Regions from separate parts of the Mus musculus genome. Here region 2 is linked to region 1. A link is a loop called in an ENCODE intact Hi-C map of the cell type or tissue named here. Cell type or tissue: left cerebral cortex. All regions are shown on one strand. Each heading gives the region's core, and the rest is flanking DNA. Links, peaks and the distances in the headings are about the cores only.

Region 1 (11,065 bases), core at 1,021-9,020:
ACTGAAAGCTTTCTGAGGACCAGATTGTCATTGCAGGCTTTAATACAGAGAAGGTGGTCAGCAATGCCCATCTAAATCAACTTAAAGACATACTCAGGCTGCCTAAGGCTATAGGATGTATCCCCCTTAAGGTCACAGAACATACTTTTCTGCGGTAAATGTGACATCAAGCTTTGAGTGAACCTTTGTCTTGGGGATACTATGCATCATGGATCCTATCTCTAAGTGGTGTTAGTTCAGCATCGAGACATCAGAAAGGGGCAGTCAGATTTCTGTTTACCTGATAGAATTTGTTTCACCAGCCTGTGTAAATTAGGTTCATGTTAATTCTTGGTTCACAGAACACTACCATCTTTGGCCTGAGCAGTCTTTTTCCTGTTTTATTTGTGTTATTCATCCACCTAACTTATTCTTCTCCAATTAGATTACTATCATCAAAAATGGCTTTCTGTTGAACTCCATGATTTTATCTATTAAGTAAAATTGGACAATGTGCTATCTAATTTCTCCTTCAACTTTGATGTTCTAATGAATGACACTAGGACTTGAAATATATTTGGCTCTGCGCCTAGCATATAACAAATGCCTAATAAATGTGGCTTATTTGCATAACTTATTACTATTACCATTATTAAATCTGATGAATTTTTATTGCTATTCCTGAATTTCACATATCGGAAAGCTGTTTGGGATCACGTGACTCAGTGACTCTGCCGCTGAGCTGTAAAAAATCTAGCCACATTTTTCCCCTTGGTTGGCTCCAAAGTACCTATTATGAATTTATCATTGAATTACCAAATTTAAACCTAGAAGTAATTTTAAAGGTTAATTTTCATTGAGGTAGAAATGAAGCAAACTCTTCCTAGAATAATTTCAGTTTTCGAGGTCAAGATACGCCCTCATGGGGTTCTTGTGCATTTTAGTGGACTTCTTCTCTGCTGTTTAGATTTCACTTAAGGATTCTTTTAGAGCTGTAAGGGACCTTGGCAAAGAGGCCAAACACCAGTGAAGCCTCATTGTCAAGTCGTAACTTACTAGGTATAAAACAGGGTAAACACGTAAAACTGTCTCATTTCATGCTGTATGGCAGTGATAGAGGGAACATAGATGTCAAACCTTGAGATGTTACTTCTTTTTTTTATCCAAAGCTTTAATTTGGACATCTTGTCTAATGTCAGCAATGGCTTTGGCACCACCATGCCATCAGCTACCCCTCCCCCACTGCCCTTTGGCTTCTGAGTATTTATGATAAGACTGACTGTCATAACTAGCATACCTAAAGTGCCAGAGCCATGCATCCCTTTGCTGTAGCCCTGAGTCCTTATCTGAAAGTTGCATTCTTGGCCAAAGGAGACTCCATTCAAGGAAGCTAAGGAGCTAATGAAGACTCTTAACTCAGGAGGAAGTTTCTTTATCGACAGATAGAGATATCTTCTTTCTATTTTTTTTTTAATCAGGCTTAGTGGTAAATGCTGTCTCACCAGCTGGGTTTTCTCTTTTAAATACACTTATATCAAAAGGGAAGACCCCTCCCTTTAAGACACTAAACCTTGATGTGAGAATTGGCTGAGTGATTCTCCCCAACTCATACCTTCATTATAATTGGGTATGTCAAACAGAAGACACTTGCAGAAAGCAAGAATGTTAGTGGAAAAGAAAGATAAATACATCATAGAAAAATTAGTAATGAGCAATTTGTTATCCTGGGGGAAAAGGTTTTAGCTTCCAGGAGACTCAGGCATTTCTCTTTACTTAATCCACAATTCAAACCCAGAGGCAACATGGCTTTCAAAGTGCATGTGTGTGTGTGTGTGTGTGTGTGTGTGTGTGTGTGTGTGTGTGCTGTTGATAGATTTCCAGAATCCTAGAGAGAAATCTACAGGCCATGTCTCAAGCTTGACTCTCAAAGTACTTTGTACTGGGACCATCCTCTTGCTGTTGATCAAGTTCAGATATGCTCTCTTGCCCAACCGAGAACAAATCCATGCAATTCTGTCTCTTACATATGTGCTGAGATTTAGATCATCAGTTAACTCTGATTGTTCTATCTGGAATTCAGCAACTTTTAATAGCATGGATGCAGATGGTCACCCTGGCAATTAGCAAATCTCCCTGTCCCTGTCCCTGTCCCTGTCCCTCTCCCTCTCCCTCCTCTCTCTCCCCTTCCTCCCTCCCTCCCTCCCTGCCCCCTTACTCTGGAATCTATGGTTGAGAGGGGTGGTAAGAGGTCTGTCCAAAGGGACTGGCCAGTAGCCAGACTATACGGACTCTAGAGCCAAGCAAAATGCCTAGGTTTCTCTCTTTACAAAAATAATGCCAAGTAACAATGAGCATTTTCTTTAGAGAATTCTGAGCCTAAATTCCACCAATATTTTGTGCCCCACCCCCGACTATGTCCAGCACAATCTGATAGGAATCATAGACCAGGCCCTTGAAACAGATGTGTTAAACTAGCCAAATAAATAAATCAATAGAATGCATGCCTTTCTGCAGCATGTATCTGCTTTTCTCATCTACCTCTTGATCTGTAATGTATGGGCATTGTTATTTGAATTTGTTTGAAAGAAAAAAAATATAATCTATTTATACAATATGCAAAATCTATAAAATTTATGCTCCAAGGTGCTAGTAGATTTAAGCTTGCAGATATCCTTCAGACAGTTAAATCATCCTGAGATGGGTTAATCTCAGACACAGTCAACTAGTCTTTAGGAAGAATGACAAGGGATTGGAAGAGGAGAGGGATAGGATGTGAGGGCTTCGGACAGCTGCTTCTTTTAAGGTTAGGCAAACCATTTCATAAAGACCAATTTTTCTTTTTACAAGAAACTACTCTTTGGCCCCTCACCTGCAAAAGACAAGGTGGTTAGAGAAGTCTGAAGAAGGCCAGACACCATTCCCTGTTGTGTCTGAAGTCATGGTACTTTAACGCAGACTTGGTGGCATTTCATCTGACTTCCTCTGTGGTCCTTTTTATATTACTCTCCCCCTCTGCTCTGGTGACATACTTGGAAAGTTGGAAAACTCTCCTTGCTGAGGTAAATGAAGCCCTTGGAGATAAGGACACAGAAACGAATGACCGAATGGCCGCTCCCTTGGAACCCACACTTATCCGTTCTCTAGTACTGTAGATATTCATAGAAATATCTTTCCATGCTCTAAGCAGGGATTTCACCCTCCTGTGATGTTGCTGCTGAGTATCAGAATGGCTGATCTCCCAAGTCAACAGGCGACAGACTTTTGGCTTTGGCTTTTGTAAGAGTGAATGATACTTAACTGTCCTGTGTGACAGCTTCTCCGGGGAGCAGAATGCGCAAAATAAACAGTTACTGAAAAGCATAAAGAATTAGTGAAGTGAAAATCTCGATATTTGTTTTGAAATTGAGACAGGAGTGACCTTAAAATGCTCAGTCCTGGGCGTTTAGCGCCGGGATGAATGAATCTTTGCCCATACTTCCCTCTCATTATCCTGTAAATCTTAGACTTTCCAGAGTAACGGGAAATTAATTCAAATGCAGCCCGGCGGAATAAAAAGGATAGAAATCAAGACTCCGGAGGCACTCTCCTCTCAGCCCTTTGGGGAGAGGACTTCACTGGCCCGACCCTGGAGTTTACAGCAGGGAGAACAGGGAGGCGCTAGGACCTGGGTGGCTCCTGGCTGAGGCCCCGCTCGTGAGGGCGGAGGAGTAGAGGAGGAGGGAGATGTGGGAAAGGAGGGGTGCTCCGGGGGGCGGGGGAGTCATTTATGCGGAGCGGGCGCCGCTGCCGTCGCCACTCACAGTCCCGGCGCGCTGCTCGGAGCCGGAGGGAGCGCAGCGAGAGGGCGAGCGAGCGAGCGAGCGCTTGGAGCCGGGTTCAGCAGAGGGGGCGCCCGGCCGCTGCTTGCGCTCCGGCCGGTCGTTTCCACGGAGCTCCAGGGCCGGAGAGGAGCAAGAGGCAAACGAAGAGTCCAAGAGCAAAGCCGGGAGAGCCCGCGGCGGAGGCTCCAGTCCCACTCCGCCGCCTCCCGTGCAAGCCGGGGAGCGATCGCTCAACGCCCCGCCGGCCCAGAGCCCGTCACCCCGTCCCCTCTGCCCCAGGCATGGTCTAAGAGCCTGAGAGGGGCTAGCTGTTCTGCTCTGCTCCCGGGCTCTCAGCCTCCTACCGACCGCTCCCGGCTGCGCGCCCCGCCGGCCCAGGCCGGAGAAGTTAGTTGTGCGCGCTGCTTAGCGCGCGAGCCAGCGGGCGGGCGAAGGCGGCGAAGCGTCGGGACCATGGACTGGGACTGGGGGAACCGCTGCAGCCGCCCGGGACGGCGGGACCTGCTGTGCGTGCTGGCACTGCTCGCCGGCTGTCTGCTCCCGGTATGCCGGACGCGCGTCTACACCAACCACTGGGCAGTGAAGATCGCCGGCGGCTTCGCGGAGGCAGATCGCATAGCCAGCAAGTACGGATTCATCAACGTAGGACAGGTAACCAACCCCCGGTGACACAGGCTCTGCACCCAGAAGCTAGTCGTTTGGGGGCTTCTTGTCCCCTCCGCTTCGACCCCTCCCCCTTTTCCAGATGTGCTTCTGCAGCTGTGGCCCGAACTCTAGGGCGATGCTCTCTCCAACGCGCTCGTTGCACAGTCACACACATGCCCCGAAGTTGCTGGGATCTCTGTTTAATTTGTTTTTACAAGCAATGAGGGACAGGTAGGGTCTGTGGAAAATATGGAGTGCCCTTGGACAGGTTGAGACTCGCCTGGACCTTTGGACCTGGGAAGTCCAGAAGCGCTATTTAGCTTGAGGAAATAGCCCTGCGAGTGGCTGTGGCAGGGAAGGTTGAGACTTTTGGAGGCCAAGGAGTGAGAACGCCCCTGGTTCTAACTGGGAGAGAAAAGCCTGGATTAACCTCCTGGGCCACAGAATTGCTGTGCTCTGGAGGGCTTTGAGTGCGGCGTCTGGAAGGGAGGTGGTGGGGAGAGAGGAAGGGGGCGGGACACTGGGAGGGAAGCACGGATTTAGGGGGGTCCTGGCTGCTGCCTCTCTTGGCCAGGATCCAAATGTGGGCCCCCGGAGCTGGGTGGGGAGGAACCTGGGAGACATTGAAAGCGGCTGAAATGTTCTGCTCCGGGAACTTGGGAATCTTCTACTGGCGTGGAACCTGGGGTACCCGGTTGTGGCGTGTGGCAGGAATGCTTTGCTGAGGTGCCTTTGGTGGGTTTTCGTTCGATTTGCCATGCTGAGGGAAATGCCAATACATTTTATGGGACCCTTGGCAGCGCCACCGATTTGTATTCTGGCTTAAATGGCCTGGATTTCAATGTCCTCTTCCCCATGTCCCTACCAAAAACTGGACTGGAGAGGGCTCCGTTAAATGCCCCTCCTAAGGACCTCACAACTTCTTTGGAACTGATCCAGGGAGGGAGCCCTGCCGCGGCTCTGACGCGACTAGAATTGAAAGTAAAGCCAAGGTGGGAGGGCCCTAGGGGCGTTTGGGGGCGTTCACACGGTGCTTCAAGGCTGCGGGACAGGAAGGTGCCCACTAATACTGCTGAAGCACGAGGGCACAGATGGTTTCTGAGAACCGTTTCCTTAGAACTCCACACCTACGATGGCGGGATGGTTGGACAGCCCTCGCTCTGTCCACTGGGGGGAAGTGGTCAGGAGCAGAGCTGCTGTGCCTGCTTCTAGAAACAAGCTGGGGAGCAGCTGTGAGAGTTCAGAGGACAAGAGGGCTGGCAAGGTCTTGCTCTTTACCCTGCCTCCTGTAGGGAGGATGTATTCCAGAGAAGCCAGTTCCGTGGAGGACTGAGACCAGGGCAAGGCATAGCTTATGTTCTATTCCCCACCCTTTCTTTCCCTTGGTCCCCTAAAGAATTCAGATTTTGTTGCCAGAGTGCCCATCACCTGCAGGAGAACTGCCTCTTGGAGTTCTATTGACCTCTTCTGTGAAAGATACCCTGAGTCCATTCTGGTCTTTTCACAGTTGAGCCCTGAATGTCCCTCAGTGGTGGTAAGGGGAAAAGAACATATCTCTGATCTTTCACGAGACATTTTCAATTCAGCCAACATTAAGCATCTTCTATGCCAGTTGTATTAGGGAGGCTAAGTTCTCAAAATCACACTGATTTCTTAATTTCAGAAACAACATTGACAAACAAGAGATTAGGAGCTTGGGACAGGAGGCTGATCCCCACATACAAAGCCACAGTAGGGACCTAAGATTGTGATTCAGGCTGGCTCTTCTGTGCATCTTGCCAATTAGAGAATACTTCCACCCAATGTGCAGAAGGAACAAGTAAAATTCCCATACTCCTGAATAATGATTGGGTAGCTCAGTACACTGGAAGCAAATATCCAGTCATGGCTCACTAATATTTAGTTTAAAAGGACCTGGACTTGGAAATACTAGGATGCTTCTAACTTGAAGGGTAGAGAGACTCCTGTCCTCCTGGACTCAGAATAGAGCTTAGAGTTCAGAATCCCACAGCCTCTAGTTAGAGGGGAGAGAGAACTCCTCTCTCATCCATTTTAAACATGTAAACATGTTAGTATCCTATAGCCTCTACAGACTTTTTACAAGTGCCTTTATAGTGAGGGTCTACAGCTTTTCATGTTAAGAAGAATACTAAGAAAGTTTATATATACGTAACATGAAAAAACTATTTGATGTAGTTTTTTACAACCCTGATGTGGAAATACAGCCATCCCAGTAGTTACAGAGGACCGCTGAATTGATGCAATCACTAATGTAAAAAGATCTGCTATTGTACAGTGTAAAACATTTCCCTGTGGATCAAAGGGGTATGAGCTTTGGTTGAGACTTAGGCGTGGTAAATTGAGTTCTTGTGTGTAAGATCCTGGCACTGTAAGGGCAGAAGGTATTTCTTATCTTCTTCATCCTTTACTGCACTGACCTTTTAACACTTTCCACATCCTTTTGTTATTCTTTCTAGCCAGCAATAAACCAGATGTGGTTCGGCTTAGGGCAGTAAATAATTTGCAAATGTCTCTGGAATGTTTTCACATTTTTACCCAGTTGTGCTGAGGATTGGGGGTGTTATCACATGTGTCACAAGTTAGAACACACACACACACACACACACACACACACGTGTGTGTGTGTGTGTGTGTGTGTCTGTCTGTCTGTCTGTCTGTCTATCTGTCTTCACTATGATAGTCTAGTGAGTAAGGTAGTACATTTTCACCACACTGAAGCTACAATGTTGACTGTCTACTTAGAATATCAATGCAGTGCTTTATGTAGTATGTTAGCAATTAAAGTTAAGATTTCTGGCCTGGAGATTTCTGCAGAAAAGCCTAGGAGGTTCTCTTTCCTGTTCAGGGAAGGCAGGATGTTCCGAGTAACAGGAGAAGCAAGCAAACAGACAAACACAAAGGGTTTCTGGGAGGAATCAGCGATGAGGACTCTCTTGCTTGTGGTTATGGAGACAGCATTATCCTTCCCTGGTTTTCATAACATGCTTCCATTTTGTGAATGATCTATGCTATAAAATTCTGACGTGATGCCTAGCCCTAACCATTGTTAGTGGTTGCTAGTTTGTCAGACAGAGTACATCAAGTTTTGTTTTCTATGTCAGCTCTATGATGCCTGCATTCGACAAGCTGAGCTCCTACTAGAAACCCCCGGAGTATCTAGAAATGCCAGCTGCTATGACAGTGGTTCTCAATTTGTGGATCACAAACCCTTTTGGGAGAGTCCAGTCATCCTTTCACAGGGGTTGCTTACGACCATTAGAAGTGTCAGACATTTACATTATGATTCATAACAGTAGCAGAATTTTATTTAAGAAGGAACAATGAAAATAATTTTATGGTTAGTCATCATCACAATATGAGGAACTATATTAAAGGGCCACAGCATTAGGAAGGTTGAGAAATGCTGCCCTATTGGAATGCCTAAAGGTGGGAGATATGCATGGCTGTTGGCCTGCTTGGTTGAGAAAGAAGAAGCCTTTATTCTCTGAGTCTTTGGGCTAACAGTGTACTGGTCAGGGAACCGACATATAAAGGAGTAAGATCAGATACGTATTATCAATTGTAGGTAGAATAAATCCATACAGAGAGGAATTAATCTCTGGTTTTTTGAATCCAGGGAGAAAGTCTCTTGTGAAGAGTTGGTTTGCAATGGGTATGTGTTGTATGTATCCTTCTGTGAACTACCTTACCATCATTGATTCCAAGAGTGAGATGACCAATAGAAGCCTTACTTACCAGCAACCATGGCACGTCTTGAGCAAGTCTCCACAAGGATAAAGCCAAATGGAAGCCATCCTGGGCATTTGCTTTACAGGAGGCTGCCCCAGAGAACATATGGGTGTGCAGACTGCAGAAGCCACGAACAAGGCTGTAGAGAGTCATTGAACTCAATGGCGCCCCTGTGCCTTCATGTGTAAAGTGATAAATCTTGAGATAATCGAGTGAGTTAACTATGCACTGCTTAGCTCAGCTCAGCACATACGCCTGCAGTTAAAGGTTTGTTGGATTCGAACCAGAGGAGGAATGTTGAAATAAGCAAGAGCTAAATGTTAATTAGATACAAAAGAAGGACATTTTTAAGATGGAAGATACAAAATGTAGATGTCAGAAAAGTGATTTTTTTTTTATGGCTAAGTTAGGTGGGTTTTATACACAGGGAGAATGATTTTGTCTTTCAGCTAACCAGTTAAGACAGTTTAAAAACAGTTTTAGATTAAACTTAAAACATGAGAGCTGATTTCCCTGGATGTTGGGTACCACCTTCTCTTATTTATCTTTGTTGTAGCCTTAAATATAGGCTAAGCTTGCTTGAGATGGAAGGAAGGGACAGTATGTAAAGAAGAAGGGCTAGGGATGTAGCTTAGCTGGTAATACTGTACAGAGAGCAGAGGTCAGTCCCTAGCACCACATAAATTGGGCATAGTGGTGCATGGATTGGAAGTTCAGGGTGATTGATATATATATATATATATTTCAAGGTCGTCCTGAGCACAGCCTGGACTACATGACATACCTTCTGAAACTGAAAATATCTGAAGAGTAATTATATAATAAAGTGTTTTATCTTAGCACATTATGTTAAATCCTACTTGAATTAAAATGTTAAAAAACAAATGTTATTTATACAGATAAAGTCAGATGACTTCTCAGATAAGCAGGGAATTACCTTGAGCAGGAAGAACCTTGCTCAAAGATGTCATGGAGCTGCCTGATTTCCTGATTAATTTTGACCTGTGAATAATTGGATTCTTAAGTACTGATGAATGTTGAAGAGGGACTTCTGGGTGTTCATGGATAGCATAAAAATAGGGGATGTGGCTACCCTGATCAGCTGTACTCGAGTGGACTGTGTTTCTCTAGTAAACCTGTAAGTGTTTTGTAAACAGGAGAATAAATGGATGGTTACTCCCACTTTGGTCCCGAGGTGATATACGTCTGGTCTTGCACAGGGTAGCTCTTCACACCCAACCTTAGTGCTGCCTTGGTTAGCTGCTTTCACATGCCTGATTCTTAAGGTGAGACTGAATCAGAGCAGGAAAATCTTTACTGGACAAAGCCATCAAAGACCATGGCCTAATGATGATGGAGTGTGTGTGTGTGTGTGTGTGTGTGTGTGTGTGTGTGTGTGTTCTGGAATAGCCTCATAGACAAAGAATGGCTTATATGAGTCCTTTGGGGTTCTGTTCAAATTTTTGAAAATCTTTTCTCTCTTTCCTTTTTTTTTTCCTCTTGTGAGCCCCAAAGCCATTGAATTTCCCTTATCACAGTCTTTCATGGGCTTGTATCCAGAGGTTTTAACTTGAAAGGTCAGCCAGAAAAGCAGCATAGTATGCTGGGAAACTGTCCAGAGAAAGGGAGTCCTGACCCAGAAACACCCCTTGGGATGGGAGGGGTATTTGTGTTGTTGGTTCAGGTTCTGTGCAGCAGAGCTTGGACTCTCCCCAAGGCAGAACCATCTCCAGGTGTCTTTTTGCCTTGCAACCACATCACTCTGCTCATTCAGGCTGGGCTGCCTGTGCGATAAAAACGAATGCCTACAGACATCCATGCATGCTAGAAGATGCACGCATGCAATGATGTTTATGTATTTGTCTATTTTTGCTTTTATAAAAATAAACATTGCACACACTTAAGAGTGAAATTACTTGTCTAGTGTTCTCATTAGTTTCCATAATGTGCATCTCTACATCTGAGAGTACCAAGGAGAGCAATTAATATCAATAAGCGCATTGATTTGAGTGAGTCCTGAGAGAGAAGTGAGAACACGAAGAAACAAGAGTAGGAGTGTGTGTGTATAGATATGTGTGTGTATGTGTGCGTGTGTATGAGTGTGTGCATATTTGTGTGTGTATATGTGTATGGGAGTGTGAGTGTGTCTGTGTGCATATGTGTATGTATGTCTCTGTGTGTATATGTATGTGTGTGCATGTGTATGTGAGTGTGTGTGTGTATGTGTTTTCTTTTGCTAACTAAACAGACCCTCTGTTCCTTATTTATAAAATAGGGCACCACTGCTCAGCCGATTTAGGGGGATTGCTAAAATCAAAAGTACTGATAGGGAAGATGAATATTTGTCTAAAATAATGCACTAGAAGCATTATGTTCTATAAGGACCCTAGAGAGTAACAGGTTCTGCTCATAGGAAAATGAATGAATATTGTACAGGTGTCTAGGACACAACCCATGTCACTTAAATACACCATGGCAAATAGTTGAAACCCTTCTACCTGCCTCTCTATAGTTCTGGAAGCAGCAGGTGACTGTTTGTTTGTTTGTTTGTTTGTTTTACAGAATTTTAAGTTGTTTATACTTTTTTTTAAATAGAAGAACCTATCCTGAGCTAAATTAGCTTCCATTTATTACAACACTTTTTGTTTTATTACAGAAACATTAATGAGTTTAATCTAGTAGTGTTTACAATCCAGGTAGAGGCTTATGTAAGGCACGTTGGCATGTGTGCCTCCCAGTCAATTTATAGGTATTTATGTGCCTTCTTCATGTGAAGAATTGTGAATTCTGAACCTCTTCAGCCAAGTTTTGTTTTGTTTTAAAGACTGATTGTGCGCTTGTCTAGCCCAAACGCCAGAGGTGATGCTAAT
Region 2 (11,065 bases), core at 1,012-9,011, 67 kb after region 1:
TTGAGGAGCTTTTCCTAGAACATGCTAGGCCTTTTACTTAGAATTAGAATCTCTCTCTCTCTCTCTGCTTTTCTCCCACCCCCTCCCTCTGTCCCTCTGTCTCTCTCAGTGAACACTTGTGCAGAGGCTTTCAGCTCTATGAGCAAAAGTTTTCTTCTACAACAAATGGCTGTCATTAGTGAGGAGGAGGACTATGAAGGTTTCAGAGGTGAACTTTTACTAAAGAAACCTTATATACTCAAAAACTATATTCATTCATTCATTCAGCCAACCAACCTTCAGTATTTACTTTGGGATTTAGCAGAGGGGTGGTAGTACAGGGAAGATAGACATAGACCCTGATGTCTTGGGCATGCTATTGCTATCCATGAAAGGATTGATCCCATAACATCCTCAGAAGGCACACTGAGGATGAAGGCGTATGAGTATAGTATAATTGTAGAATGCAGAGTGCCTTAGAGGAGAGGAAACTATTAAGCAGTTCCTGAGCAGAAGTTAATGAATAAGACAGTTGAGGTGGCACAAGACCATTAGAAGGAGACTGGAAATGCTTCAGATGTGACAAAAAGGCACTGTGTCACCATATGTCATTATGCAGTTGAGCTGTGTGTATATGGAGTAATGGCATAGCTATCTCCAGAATTGTATAATAAAATCTTACCTAGTCCACATGCATAAGCTTGCACCTCAGCATGCTTGCTCAGGGCATCATCATATTATGATGTACAATATCTTGTTTGTATTAGAAGAAGCTGCTGCATGAGCTACACATAGAATTTGATGCATCCTCCCCGGAATAACATGCTCTAATACACTTAACTTCTTGCTTAGCTTGTACCCATGTCTGGTAATACATATCCCAATGCAGCTGGACATACAGAGCTTTGCAACTGTGGGAATACAGATATTTGGAGATGAAACTTAGTATTGTGGACTTTTGTAAACACAAGCTGTAGTTATCTGGGAAGATGAATCTCACATTGAGAAAATGCCTCCATTCTTTTCAGCAAGTGTTTAGGACATTTTCTTGATTAATGATTTATGTGGAAGGGCCTAGCCCACTGCGAGCAGTCCCATCCCTGGTCAGATGATCCTGGGATGTATAAGAAAGCAAACTGAGCCAGCCATGTGGAATAAGTCAGTAAGCAGTATTTCTCATTCCTCCATGCCCTCTGTTTCATATTCCTGCCTCCAGGTTCCTGCTCTGCCTTCCCTTCATGATGGATTGGTTATACGTTATAAGATGAAATAAACCCTTTGCGTTCCAAGTTGCTTTTGGTCAAGGTGCTTATTATAGCAATAGAAACCTAACTAAGACACTTAGAAATTCTCATGGAACTCAACTTCAGCTGGCCTTATATCAGACTGGTCAACTGAAAAGATTGTTGGGAGCTGTCCATGAGCTGGACACAATAATTTGCTTCATATAGCAGAGAACTGAAGATGCGAAAGGAATGGAGAAGGACCATGCTATTTACCTATTCAGTGAGTGTGTGGTAATTCTAAGTCCTTTACATGAACTGACTCATTTAAACAGTCTAAAGCCCTCACGGGGATTATTATAACCTCTAGATTCTCAATAGTTCAGAATAAAAGATTTTGTCTTGTCCACGCTTTCTATAATCTTACTTCTGCACTTTAAGATGTGTTTATCACTGTCTGTATGTAAGGCACAGATTTGGGCAGTAAGGGAGGTTGAGAAAATAATGTTGATCCAGGGTTCTTTTTCAGCCATAAAATAAAAATAAAATAGAAATCCTGCTTTCTTTGCTTCCATTTCTTAAATCATAGGTCAGGAGAGTCAATCAGCACAACCTTGGCATTTTAACAAGCTGGGGAATTGAAGAGGAAATGAAAGACAGGGGAATAGGATTAGTCTGAAACACCAGAGGTCAGGGCAGCCAATAGTGTATAGGCTTCTGACTGAGTGAAATATCCAAAGCTCCATGGGCAGTTAATCCTTGAAAGGAAATGGGGTGGGGGTGGAAATTATCAGAGAAGGAAACTAATTTTAATAATCATGGAAACAGAGGGAACATGGTTGTGAGGAGAGGGGCATGAGTAATAAAAAAGACCAGAGGAAACTTTGAAACTCCAAAAATTGCAAATTAAATCTCGATATTCAGGCTAGTTTATGCTTTTTATTTGTCACAAGACTGGTCCTGTTTTATTATTTCTAAAAATTATATACATGAAAAAGGAAGCCAGTTTTGAGCAGTAGCCATCCTGGGCCTCCCATTATTTTCTGTTCATTCCCTCGAGACAGTGTCCATCTGATTACCTGCTAGGATTACAGTTCTACTATAAAAATCACAATATTCCTAAACAGGTGATCTGGGAACATGAGCTTTAATTTGAGACATAGTCCTTCCAGTCAAATGTGGGACATCTGGTCGACCTTATCTATGGTAAGTGAAGGTCTGTCCACCAGCAAGTTCATGCCTGTCCTATGAGGGCAATGGAGATAAATAAACAATTGCATGGATTTAAAAGTGGGGAGGGTTCAAATGGTGCATCAACAACAAACAGAAGAACTAAGTGTCCACTCTTGTAGAAGCTATCGCTGTTATTAGACTGAATTGAGGCCTGATGATTGAGCTGAGTCTGAAGTTCAGGCCTCCCAACTGCATTTGGCACCATTTTACAGCCTCACCTGTACACTCTCCATGTGAAGAACACAAGATTCCACTGCTGCAAAATGTGATTAAAGCACCAGAGAGAAATCCAAGAAATTTAAGGCCATTTAATCAGTCAGCATTACCAACATATTCTTTACAATTACTTCATTAAATATTGATAGTTTAAATTTATTTTCTCACATAATCATTCAAGTTGGATTCTCAAGGACATCTGTCATTGGTCACATGGAGCCATTGTGTACTTGGTACATAGCTAGAACAACTGAGGTAAACTGGAGTTTTAATTTTACTTATTTTCATTGCCTCTATGTTTTAAACCTGACTTGATTGTTATTAGGAAATGTTTAGGCACATTTGACACAGTTGGACATGTGAATGTATTATTTCAATGTCTCATGAAATCTAAATTCAAAGAAAGTTTTCTAATGGAAATTTGGCACCCAAATTGAGAGGTGCTATGTGTAAAATGAATGTCTAAGTTTGAAAACTTGGTACCAGAATAGGTCTCACTAATGAGTTCTATATTGCTTACATATTAAGGTGATGATATTTTGGATGTATTGAGTTAACTAAAGAATATTACTAGTCATCTCACTTGATTATTTTCTATAAATGTGATTACTAGCAAAGTTAAAATGACATGTGGCTTATATTCTCTTTTTTGCTGACTAGCACTGGTTCAGGAATTAATTATCTACAATGTCCCTAACCGTGCACTTCCTAATGTTGTGCCTGGAAGGTTGCTAACCCACCAGGGGTAAACTAGGCATTCAAAGAAGGGATGAAAAATAGGCATAAATAATCTTCATTTTGCTAAGTACAAGCAAGCAAATATATGGATTACTGCTTGAATAATTGGATGTGGGGGACTATGTTTAGAATGTTCAAGAAGACTCACTGGGTATGGCTGAGCTGGACCTATGGGCGCACATGGTTGGGAGGCATGATGAAAAGTTTATCAGTCAAAAATTCTCTTTAGGATTAATACAACCTTAAATGGTAGGTGTGTAGCGATCCTTGGCCTCAAAGTCAAAAGAAGGCTAGGAATAAGGTGCTCTGCCCGGGGCAAGGCATAGTAAATTGAAAGTGTGGATCCATCTGGGCGAGAGAGCTAGGCAATCAGGGACCACATGGAGTGAGAGCTTGTTGCCAGATTCATCACCCTAAAGCCAGCTGGATGTTGAGGGTTAGAATGTGACAGGGTGGTTCTTCCAGAAGAATCAAAGCACTTTCCTTTTGACAGCTGTTGTGCAGCAGAATATATAACATAGCTTTTAAATTGTGATTTGTGTTTTTTTCTGTGCCCAGTTCCACCATGCCTCTGAACCTAGAAATGGTCCTGGTGCATTGGGATAGATAATTTTATTTACTCATTGAGCTCTCAGTGGAGACTTGAGGGCTAGCCAAAAACCAGAATTTGGGGTGAGATCACATAATTTGGTCCATCTGTTGGCAGTGGCGACATCAGCAGGTGTCAGGGAGCTGAAGACATTACACCTGACTGGCTGGCAAAAGCTGAAGTGGCATCAATGGAGATGCTAGGTGGCAGCAGAGTCTCAGTGGGCTTCCCACATGTCTAGAACTTCATCCTGTCTTGCTTCATCAGAGCTGGCATGTGTGATGGTTAATCACACAGGCTCTGAAGTGAAGTCTTGTCTGAATTCAGCCTTGCCAATTACTAGCTGTGGGAACGTGGGCAAAAAAGCCAATGTTTGTTTGAGTCCAGTTTCCTTTCATAATGATGTCATTTACATGATGCTAACCAAAGTCCTAGGACTCTTTATGGGGATTAAAGTACTCAATAAATTGAAGCTAAATTGTTGCTGGCATTGTATCCATTATTGCTTTTGCTTTTTTATTATTTAAAATTAAAGTTAGATGATCAGAGTAGGCTCAGAGGTTAGTGTTTAGGGAGACTTTACTCAGCACAGCCAATTGGGAATATCTACTAGCATACCATTCGGGAAAATAACATAATCTTGGCTCTTTCAGACAGCCGACTTTGGCAAACCCATGAAAATCACAGCTTTCCTCTAAAATTATTCTCAAATTTCTAATTCTAGCAATTTACAGTGAAAAATCTGAGGAGCCTTTGTGTTTAGGAAGGAGGAAAGATCTAGAGGTCTCATCCCCTGAATCATTTTGTTGACAGTGTCTACCACATGCAGCATCATGACATTATGTTTTTGCTTGTTTGTTTGTTGTGTTTGTTTGTTTGTTTGTTTGTTTTGGTTCTAGACCAACATAAGGAACTATAGACTTCATACCTGGCAGATGCTGGGGGTAGTATATGAACATTTGTTGAGTCCAATTTTAGTTTTTTATTAAAGAAGGTTTTTGGGGTTTTGTGGGGGGGTTGTTTTGTTTTTTAGGTGTGTGTGTGTGTGTATGTGTGTGTGTGTGTGTGTGAGAGAGAGAGAGAGACAGAGAGAGAGAGACAGAGAGACAGAGAGACAGAGAGACAGAGAGACAGAGAGAGAGAGAGAGAGAGAACTACAGCCTTAATTAGAAGTGGATTTACATCAGATAGTTTTATATCTTTATAGTTATATCAGTTAACATTTCTGAATCTACCTTTTTTTTTTTAATCTGGAAAATGGAAATAATATCCAACCTTTTCTTCCACTGAGAGGATTAAATGTGATGAAAATTTAGTACTTGTATCCCATTGTGGTTCTTTGTGGACAAATCCAATGACACTGGCTGGCTTAATGTTTCACTGTCTTGTGACAGCATTCCTAGTTGCATATATGGGTTTAAGATGGGCCGGTCTTAGATAACAGAAAAAAATCTACCCTAAAACCCATATTTATGTAGGTCAGCCCTTAACTGAGTAAAAGTCTATTACCAAGGCTCATCAAGCAAGTTGGGGTTCAAATAATTCATTTTATTGTAGTACTTTTTTTTCTTTTACAGAGATCCCCCACCCACACAAGGCAGTGAATATTTACATTTCTTGATGAATGTAGTCAAGGATTTGGGGAATGTTCTTACAACTTTCTTTCAGTATTCTCTCAGTGTACTCAAATATATTAAAGACACCTTGATATAAAAGCAATGAGTTAGCACAGAAATAAAAACCTGCCAACATTGCAGTGATTTCCAGTGTATGTAGCAGGCCCCACCGGAACTGTGTCCTTCATATAGCCTAGAAGATATGCTCAGTACCTGGTAGCATTTGTCTATGATACTTGATGGCTACTGAATGTTTGCATATTTATGGCATGCATATGGAATAAATACACAAATGCCAATGAATGACTAACATCAGGAGAATTTCAGCTTGACGAATGCCATTGTTAATGTATGGTTCATTTCAGCTTCACAAACTAATCATGCGTTCACTGTGCATCTGCTGTGTACATGCAGTATATTTCCAAAGGGCCCCATAATAAAATCATTTTAGGAAGACAGGGTTTATTTTTCATATTTTAATTTTTTTCTTGCCTTTACACATAGGATTGTTAATCCCTTTTGGCTAAATCCCAGGCTCAAGTGTTAGACAGAAATGGTAGTAGAATATGGGTCAAAGAGCTATCTTGAAAGGCGTAGGGGTTTTCTATCATGCACGTACAATTGTTCACCTTGATTCAAGTTCTTCACTTGAAGACAAAAGGTGGGCCCTGGAGGATCACTAAGATTCCCACCTAAAAAGCAGAGTCTGCTATAGAAAGCAAAAGGCTACCAGCTGAGGTCCTTCACAGATCATTGTAGAGTGCTGTGTTAGCCAAGGGTCTTCAGAGAAAACAGGTACCTCAAATGTGTTTAAGGAATGAGACTATGGAGGAGAACCTGGCACCTTGATTGTGGAAGCCAAAAAGCCTCATAACCTGCACTTTACTAGGTATAGACTCAGGACAGCTGGTGATTTACTACCACTCCAAATGTCTGAGAAGCCAGGGAGTCACTAGGATAAACCCCTGCCCAAGAGCTGAAAGAAACCTTAGCATCTATGCCCCAGCTCTGAAGACAGAAGGAATGGCCTTTCTTCTCTGATCTTTTGTCTTTTAAGGTCATTGATAGATTAAGTGGTACCCATTCACTCAGGCATGGCCAGGCATTCTTTTGATTGAATCTATAGACTCAAACACTAGTGTGCAGAACTGGTCTCATGGTACAACCAGAGGTAATAATCTAGATAGTCTCAGCTTAGTCAACTTGACATGCAAAATTAGCTGTACATGCTTATGAGTAAACCTTGTAGTAAGGTTGCTAAGGTATATTACAAGACTACGAATATCTCCAAGGCAAAAATCACCATTTTAGTTAAAGGCTAAATAGACAGAGGTACATCTTCTGGACCCATTGTCTGGCCAAATTTTCTTCCTAACTCTAGGAAGCCAGAGGTATTTCAGTACAACACCATTGCCAGAGTAGTGCCTAGCATCAAACAGGACATTTATGAATGGGTGTTGAATTAGGTTGATCTGAAGAATTTGTAAGGAACAACTATATCATAAAAGGTCTGAAAAACAATTGGTCTTAGAGTCTGGACAGCTGATGTAAGGGCTTGAATGTAAGCCTTACTATATTCAATATTCTTCCTGTGTAAACTGGTAAATTGATCAATTCAGCAAATACGGTGTGCCTGTGTTATCATCTAGGTTGTCCATCAAAGGCCAGAGACACAAAAGTAATAACATACTCCCTTTCTTCTTAGGGTGTATGATTCATGAAGAAGCTGGACAGGTAAATGATCAAAGTGCTTTTAGTGATGGCTGCAGTAGAAATAAGCATGGAGTGAACAGAAAGCGCCTCACTGACAGAAAACATGCTAGGATTAGGAACATTAAATAAGGGAGAATCAAGCTATAAGGAAATACAGCTCAGAGCTTCTTAAAGGTGTTAAGAAGCAGGTTATGAACAAATGAATCCAAGTTAAGGTTTTGGCTTTGGAAATGCTGAAAAGGACTCTCATCTGGTTTACCTCCCAGATTTATCAGTTCTCCAAGTAGGTGGTCAGCACCATTAGATAAATGTTGTGGAATAATTATGCAGTGTTATTATTTAATTATTTACATTAGCATAGACATCATAGGTACATGATGTGGCCTTGGTAATCTCCAAGAAGTTTGTGTTCTTCGGATTCTCTCTGCAGACTCCCTGGAAATGTACTCCAGTGGAGTGTCACCATGGCCTTCCCACACCTGAGTTCAAAATTAGCACCAATGCTCATTCTAGGGCAACTGCTGATTCCTCTTCAAAAAGGAGAAAAAGTAGGTGGCTTGTTTTCACAAAACAAATGTGAAAATTAACATGGATATTTTGTCATGTATATACACATAGTATGTATGTATATACGTGTGTAAGTTCAGAAGTGTCATGTTGTGACACTTGTGTGCAAGTTAGAGTCAGTCTTGGGTATAGGCCCTCACTTTCCACCTTGTCTGAGGGAGGGTCTGTGGTTCCCTGCTACATATGCTAGGCTATCTGGCTGGCAAGCTTCTTGCAGTTCTTGTGCCTCTCTCTGCAACCATCTCTTTTTAGAAGCACTGGGATTACACATGTCTGATTTTGTAGCCAACTTCATATCAGTTCTGAGGATCCAAACTCCAGTCTTTATACTTGCTTGGTAACTACTGTATTCATCTCTTCTTTGCTGTTCTCAGTTTTGTTTTTGTTTTTCTTCAAGACAGGGTCACGTTGTGTAGCCACACTGGCCTAGAACTTTCTATGTTCTCCAGGCCGAGAGCTACATGTGTCTTCATCCTGACTGCTTGGATTAAAGGTGTGGGCTGATATCTAGCTACTTCATAATAATAATCTAAATGCCAGTTCTTAGATGGTACTGTATCTTGCCTTAGGAGTAGCCCATGTGGGTCAAAAAGTGTCAAGGATCTAATGGAACCCTTCTAACAGGGCTTTGGGACTGTCTTTGAAGCAGAGCACCTCCTGCAGGAGGTGGCCTCATTTGCAAGTGGAGAGAGATGGTCCAGAGTGATGATTGGCTTTGCTCAAATCTTCTCACTCATCTGGCTCCACCCCCAGCTTAGACCTATGAAGACTGCAATCAGACAGAACGAGGCTGGGTAGACACAGGTCTCTTAATTTCTGACTTTGTCTCTAAGGCCAGCTTCATTGTCATACCCTGGCCAGCTGAGCAGCCAACTCAAGTCTGTGTCTCTTGGCTTAATTAAAGACGTGCACTCCATGGTCAGCATAGCTTGGCACACAGTACCTCACCATGCTTTCCTGGGGCAGATTGCTATGCCAGGAGGTGTCCTCAGGGTTTGCTGGGAATCAACTGGATTTGTCTTCACAGTCAGTTGTCTTGCTCATTTTTTGCACAGAGGTTAAGTGACCTTGATGAGGTCATCCTGCTTTTCAGAGGTTGAACACGATTTCTCAGCCCAGGTACCCTAGAACCTAATTCGTATAATCTGTGTCTGCCCTGTCTATCTGTCTCATCTTGTTGATTCTGCCTAGCTCAGAGCAGCTGGGTAACTAAGGATTCTAGTTCTAAGGGGTTTTGTTTTGTTTTATTTTTAATTTGGAAAATCTTCAGGCCTTGAACTTTATGTGCTCTTAAATTACAAGTTAAAAAATGCCCTTGAGGGAGAATGGATTTCTGTCAGCAATGCCAAGTCTATGCCTAGGAATCTCTTTGCATGTGTCAGATTTTTACTTTCCATTCAACAGGTAACTCTTGTGTCATTTGCACACTAAATAAGTCTCTTAACCCATTTGAAAGTGCTCATAGCTGAGTGACTTAGGACCCCTCAAACTCCTTGCCTGCAATATACAAGCTCAAGTGGATGCCATTCTCTGCTTACTTTTCTTTCCTTTTTTCCTTGTTTATTGCTGCCAAAGCCTCTAGTAGAGTCCTCGACAAAACCAACTAGTCCATCTGTGGCCACTGAAATGTTGGGATGTCTCAAAGAGGAGGAAAGCCATGTATCCCTTATCAGCTGTGGATAGTATTTCTGGGGGAGGGGAGGCACTGCTCTATGGTCAATAATTTGGGCATGGATTTGCTTTATTGGGTTCTACTCCAATGTGTGACCTGTTCAAGCCACTTAACTGCTGTGCCTCAGTCTTTCAACAGAACAGGAAGGTTCTCTTGGGAAGAGTTGGATAATGCTAATAATGTACTGGGTTGAAAGATTTCATTTTGAAAACACACACACACACACACAAATAATCAAATCACTGTATTTGTGAAAAGGTGTATATCTATTGATTTATCATTGGAAGTCAGAATACGTGGAAAAAGTAATAGTGACCACATAGTTATTCAAGCCTTAGCTCTGTGACCAAAATTCATGAACTCAAACATCAATTTTCTTAATGGCATGGGGTTATTTTCCCTGTCTTTTGAGAGTCTGGAAAGTATGTTTTCCCTGGATTGTTCAGGGGCCTGAAAAAGACAGATCTATTGTTTATTGTTTGTTTGTTTGTTTACTGAAAACCAGTGAATAAATCCATATATTCTCTACATCTTTATGGAGTACACACTCTGAGCAAACCACAGAATAGTTTCTGTCTGGGCTGGAGAAACTCAGGGACACTGGCCTTACCTGCTGAATTGCCTGCTTTTAAATAGAGCCTCTACTTCTAGCCAGTAGTGACATTTTCATACTTGACTGTCCCTCAATCCCCTTAAGCTGCTAAGTGTCACACCAGAGTGAAGTCTCTAAGAAGTTCCCCCTGTCAGTGCCAGAATCTTCACAGTCCCTTCTCAAGTCTCCAAACTTAAAGTGCTTCTGGGAACTCTGGGCAAGTTCAGCTCTCACCCCAGTGTCAAGCGAGGCTCTGAGTATGCCAGGTAGAGTTCTTTGGAGGGATAGAGGGGTGAGGATGGAAAGAACTGGAGACAGCCCTCAATATCTCTCCCCCAGCTTTGAGCCCCCAGGTGAAGTATCCATCATAGTAATGTAACTGACTTCAGGGTCAGGCATTTATAGCACATGGCATGAAAGAAGGAAGCTTCATGGTGGAAATGTGCCGCTTGTCTGTCTTCTACTGACAAATATCCAGTTGGATGACAGGGGTGAAAACGTTTCCCTTCTCCTGCCCCAGCTCCATCATTCCTGTAATTGCTCGCGCTCTGGCCATGAGTTCAAGGAAAAGAAACCCCAGTGAAATAACTTGGCACTTCCTTGCAACCCACAGGGTATGCCAGGGAGCTAAGAACCCAGGTTCAGCCTGTTTTCCCTTCCCCTAGTTTGAATTCCAGCCTGCACTGTCATTGATCAGAACCTTTGTCCAGGGCTTTCTGTGCCCTGACCTGCAAGTCATGTCAGGTACCACTTTCCTGGAAGCCCTGACTTGGTCTCTGATGTGAAGGAATCTTACACAGATTGAGAAAACATTTGGTTTGCCTCCAGCAACTGGATTTAGAGGAGACAATGCCAGTTCCTTTCCTGTTTGCCCACAGATTTTGAAATGCTTTTCCTGGAGTGTGAAAGGCATGTTTCACTGTGACC

The links. A loop is a pair of places that touch in the nucleus more often than their neighbours do. Peaks named below come from ENCODE experiments on the same cell type or tissue, not always from the same donor. Only the 100,000 strongest peaks of a DNase experiment are listed, where the experiment ranks them.
Region 2: it touches region 1 in a loop (2.2-fold over the local background); 2 of 42 quality-filtered maps call a loop at or near these places.

What each region holds. Positions count from the first base shown.
Region 1 is chr19:17,830,341-17,841,405 of GRCm38, reverse strand. It overlaps Pcsk5 (proprotein convertase subtilisin/kexin type 5), which reads left to right and starts at 3,774. Exons shown (of 38, transcript NM_001190483.2): 1 at 3,774-4,451. The coding sequence starts at 4,254. In left cerebral cortex, for the core only: CTCF peaks have their summits at 4,117 and 5,615 (motif pointing right); DNase peaks (open chromatin) are centred at 4,565, 4,838, 5,543, 6,196 and 2 more places; H3K4me3 peaks cover 3,418 bases; H3K27ac peaks cover 1,534 bases.
Region 2 is chr19:17,762,901-17,773,965 of GRCm38, reverse strand. The region is part of intron 2 of Pcsk5 (proprotein convertase subtilisin/kexin type 5); the gene reads left to right. Among named protein-coding and RNA genes, the nearest start is that of Pcsk5, 69 kb to the left of the region's middle. In left cerebral cortex, for the core only: a CTCF peak has its summit at 4,183; DNase peaks (open chromatin) are centred at 4,208 and 4,608.